Linked DNA regions of Homo sapiens: region 1 is linked to region 2. A link is a loop called in an ENCODE intact Hi-C map of the cell type or tissue named here. Cell type or tissue: endothelial cell of umbilical vein. All regions are shown on one strand.

Region 1 (2,500 bases), 320 kb before region 2:
TTCACTGGAGTAGCACTTCCAATTTCCTTCAAGAACTTTTCCTTTGCATTCGAAACTTGGCTAACAGGAACAAGAGGCCCAGCTATTGGCCTATCTCAGCTTTGATATGCCTTCCTCACTAAGCTTAATCATTTTTAGCTTTTGATTTAAAGTGAGAGACCTGCAGTTATTCCTTTAAGTTGATAATTAAAGGGCCACCGTAGGGTTACTAATTGGCTTAATTTCAATATTGTTGTGTCTCAGAGAACAGGGAGGGCTGAGGAGAGGAAGAAAGACGGGAACAGCCAGTAGGTGGAACAGTCAGAATACATACAACATTTATCAGTTAAGCTCACCATCTTATACGGGAGCTGTTCGTGGTGCATGAAAAAATTACAACAGTAACATCAAAGATCACTGATCACAGATCACCATAACAGATATAATTAACAATAATCAAGTATGAAATATTGTGAGAATTACCAAAATGTTACATTTTGTTACACAAAATGAAATACTGTGAGAATTTCCAAAATGTTCAATTTGTAAAACATACAATATCTGCAAAGTACAATGAGGCAAAGCACAATAAAACAAGGTATGCCTGTAGCTGTACTGAATGATGTAAGTTTCCTTCCAACTCAACTAGTCTATTATTCTGAAAGTTCCCACTTTTCAGACAACATAACCTAGAAGAACTAAAGTACTTTTAGTACAAGAAGTACATGAAGAACAACTAGACCTTACTGTGACTCAAAACTAATAACAATTATAACTATTCAATTTTATAACTGTAACAATGGTCACTGCTCTCCTGAATAAGTAAATGGCAAGTAATGATCAATTAGAGAAGAATTCAGATTGAACAAAGTTTTTCAACTCAGTTCTCAGGAACAAGGATCATCAGGTCACAGGGGCAGTTCAATTGGCCACCAAAGAAGTTTCTTCCTTTATTAAACTTTAAGTCCACTGAAGTTCTTAATACAATAAAAGACACTTCATGAAATATTCAAAAGGAAGGAAAAATATAATCTCCCCCATCACCCAAATAAAAGCATATTCCTGTTTATGAAATGGTTAAGGCCAAGCGCGGTGGCTCACGCCTGTAATCCCCGGACTTTGGGGGCTGAGGAGGACTGTTCACGAGGTCAGGAGTTCAAGACCAGCCTGGCCAACATGGTGAAACCCTGTCTCTACTAAAAATACAAAAATTAGCCAGGCGTGGTGGCGGGCACCTGTAATCCCAGCTACTCGGGAGGCTGAGGCTGGAGAATCGTTTGAACCCAGGAGGCGAAGTTTGCACTGAGCCAAAGCCATGCCACTGCACTTCAGCCTGGGCGACAGAGTGAGACACTGTCTCAAAAACAAAAAACAAACAAACAAAAGAAATGGTTAAGAATTCAGGCTCTGAAGTCAGAGGCCTAAATTAACAGCCACGTTCTGTCACTTTCCACTATGTCTCCTCTCTACCATCTTACTGATGAAAATCTGAGGCCTGGAACAGATAAATGTCTTAGATATAATAAAAGCACTGTTTGAGTGGATTGTTGCAAGGATTACGGAAGTGGGAACTGTCAAAGGAAAACATCTTTTCATTTTTTTATTTACAAAGTACTATCACCTAAGCCAAAAATCGGTCTGCTTGTTTGAAACAGTTCTGCCTTAGAGGTTCTAAGACAAGAAAAGGAAAATAAAAGCAAAAGGGAATGATAACAAAAAAAAAAAAAAAAAATGAGAGACTGGGCATAGCAAAATGAAGAAAAGAGCTCAAGTAGTAGAAGGAAAAAGGGATGAAATAAGTGCTTACACTTTAAAATGTTAAGTTCTGAGAAGATGAAAGAAAAGAGAGGAAAACAGGGTGGTAGAGAAAATAGGGTTATTTTATTTTTCATCTCACCAGTAGCTTCATAAACCATACAAATATAATAAAAGAAACTGAGATCCTAGGATATAAAAAAGTAAAAGCGAATGGTGCCATCTCCTCAAATTTTGAGACTGTTGCTTTTGGTCACAAGATCGTCAACTATAGCTCAAGGTTTTGGTATAAAATATATACTTAAAGAAAAAAAAAACCTGAAACCCTTGTAAAATCCCCTCAGTCTACATTAACTTAAGGCAGCTTTAATGGAATTAGTGGTCTCCAATAATTGAGCAAAGTATAATATTAAATCATATCCCAGGTCTCTGGGATAGGCTATTCTACTTTCAGTGCTAGCAATGCAGTTATTTTGAAAAACAAAATTTAAAAAATAGCCAAAACACATCTGGTCAATTATGAAATGCCACATTGACCAATGGTGAGGAAAGGAAGAGCAAGCAAATACTTCTCTGATTGTAGCATACAATTAATTCAACTTTGTCTTAACAAATACAATCACCCAAAGATATTCCTTCAACAAAACATTCCTTTTAAACATAACCAGAAAAGCTGCATGACGCAAGTGACCTCCATTCCAACAGTGTGTTTTTTTTTTTGTTTTTTTTTGTTTGTTTTTTTGCCCTGAGAGCAACTGAGAATTGT
Region 2 (2,500 bases):
TTGGTGGACTTAATTTTGATTTTTCTGTTGATTAATGATGTTTCATATGCCCATTAGCAATTTATATATCTTTCTATGTGATGCATCAGTTCAACTCTCTGTCCATTTAAAATTTGATTGTTTTTCTTATTATTTAGTTGTAAGAGGTCTTTATATATTCTGGAAACTAATCCTTTGTCAGAAATTTGTACTGTAAATGTTTACTCCCAGACTTTATCTTGCCTTTTTATTTTTGTCAAAGTGTCTTTCAAAGGGCAGTCATTTTTAATCTTGATGGAGTACAAGCATCAGTTTTTCTTTTACGTTCATGCTTTCTACATAGTATGTAAAAATAACACAAAAAACAATATAAACAGTATAGCAAGGTCACAAATATTTTCTACTATATTTTATTCTAGAAGTTTTACAGTTTTAACTTTCACACTTAGGGCTATGATTTAAGTTAATTTTTATGTATGATTTGAATTAAGCATTAAAGCTTATTTTTACTTTGCTATTTTTATCTCTGGTTTGAGTTAGGTCTTCTTCATATCATCCATGTTTCTATTTAAAATGCTTAATATTTCCTCTATTAAGCTTAACTATCCTAACTTAACTTAACTATCCTAACTTAACTTAACTATCCTAAATATTTAGGCAGCCAACATTGGGCCACATAAAACAAATTCTTAGAGACCTATAAAGAGACTTAGATAACCACACAATAATTGTGGGAGACTTAACACCTTACTGACAGTGTTAGACACATCATTAAGGCAGAAAACTAACATAGATATCTGGGACCTATTGGTTCTTGAACACCTGGATAGAGTTGTAATAACTGTTTTAATGTCTTTGTTTATATGTTCTATCATCTTCATAATTTCTGGGTCAGTTTTGATTTAATTTTTTCTCTTCGTTATGAGTCTTATTTTCCTGCTTTTTTATGTTTGTATGGCAGACTTTGTGAAATTTACCTCATTGAGTGATGGATATTTTTGTATTACTATAAATGTTGTTGAGCTTTGTTCTGGGACATAGTTAAGTTACTCGGAAACAGATGGGTTCTTTCAGGTCTTGAATTTAATCTTTGTTAGGTGGGATTAGAGCAGCTAATTTTGTCACGCTACTGAAGAAAAGCCATTATGCATATACTACTCAATGCCCCATTTTCCACTCTGACTAGTGGGTAGAGAAACTATTCTTGGCCCTGTGAAAACTCTGTAAATTTTCTCCTCTAATCCTTTTGGGTTGTTCTTTTTCCATCCTCAGAGAGTTTCCTCACAGAAATACCCTGATTAATACTCAGCCAAAGCCTTGAGGGAAGGGAGATCCTGTGAAGATTTCTGAATCTCTGTGTAACTTTCCCCTCTGGTACTCTGACCAGCAAAATGTAGCTTTCTCCAAAGAGACCTGAGCAGTTTGTCAGGGATTAGAGTATACTGGCTCCTGAGTGGTGTTAGCCAGGGAAATGAAATGTTTTGTGGTGATGTCAATCAATTTTAAGGCATCATTTCCTCATTGTCAGACATATCTCTCACATAGGCAAGGAAGCTCATGTCAGCTGACTAGACATCCTCTCTCCAGGACAATGGTGGAGATTCCCTGTGAATCTAGCCCTCTTGGTCTCCGTTTCCTTTTGTTGCATGCCAACATACCCCTGCTTGATAAACCCTCTTTCTTTTGTGGTAAGTTTGTAGCTCTCTCAGTCCCAGTGACATTACAATCTTTGCTAATTAGTCATCTCACTTGGGGTTTCCAAAACTCTTTATTCACAAATACTGATAGTCCTATGAGTCATTCTTATATATGAGTAATTCAGTAATTTTGTGTTGATTTTTACCAGTTTTATCTCAAAGATCAATTTCATTGTAAATGTTGTGACTATAATTACTGTGAATTAAGAATTTTTGAACATATTCCTATTTAAAAAAAAATCTTTGCTAGGACCATCTATCTTATTTGTATGAGCTCCTTTATAATCTAGATTTTTGGGTATTATTTATTTGTTAATATCTTCTAGTTTGACCTTGCCCTTATTTTGGTTCTATTTCATTGTCCATAGAATTAAAATAATTTTTTTTGTGGTGGATTGGTCGGTGAGGGGAGGCAGTGGCAGACAGGGTCTTGCTCTTTTGCCCAGGGTGGAGTGCAGTGGCTCAATCATAGCTTTGTAACATCAAACTCCTGGGACTCCATACATGCACTATGACTGGCTAATTAAAAAAATTATTTTGTAGCAGTGGAATCTTGCTATGTTGCCCAGGCTGGAACAGAATTAAAATTCTAATATAGTAAAAAGTATAAAATCTTTACATTTATTGTTTCTTCTCTTTAATGTATACGAATGAATTAATATTTAATCTAGAGACCTGAAAAGCATTAAATTCCATTTTCTGGTAGATTTTTGAATATATATTTTATTTTTGTAGACATATTAGAGTGTTGTTCCGTCTCTCATATTTTTCTCCTTCCTGACTACTCCTCTCATCACTTGGCTAATCCATAGCAGCATGGGGGT

What was found. A loop is a pair of places that touch in the nucleus more often than their neighbours do. Peaks named below come from ENCODE experiments on the same cell type or tissue, not always from the same donor. Only the 100,000 strongest peaks of a DNase experiment are listed, where the experiment ranks them.
Region 1: a loop joins it to region 2, with 2.4 times the contacts of the local background. A loop is called at or near these places in 1 of 110 quality-filtered maps.

The regions. Positions count from the first base shown.
Region 1 is chr6:128,333,749-128,336,248 of GRCh38, forward strand. All of the region lies in intron 2 of PTPRK (protein tyrosine phosphatase receptor type K), which reads right to left. Among named protein-coding and RNA genes, the nearest start is that of PTPRK, 190 kb to the right of the region's middle. In endothelial cell of umbilical vein, no CTCF peak of the experiment used is centred here; no DNase peak of the experiment used is centred here.
Region 2 is chr6:128,654,632-128,657,131 of GRCh38, forward strand. All of the region lies in intron 1 of LOC105377998 (a long non-coding RNA gene), which reads left to right. Among named protein-coding and RNA genes, the nearest start is that of PTPRK, 140 kb to the left of the region's middle. RefSeq lists an enhancer at 905-2,104. In endothelial cell of umbilical vein, no CTCF peak of the experiment used is centred here; a DNase peak (open chromatin) is centred at 1,550; H3K27ac peaks cover 2,032 bases.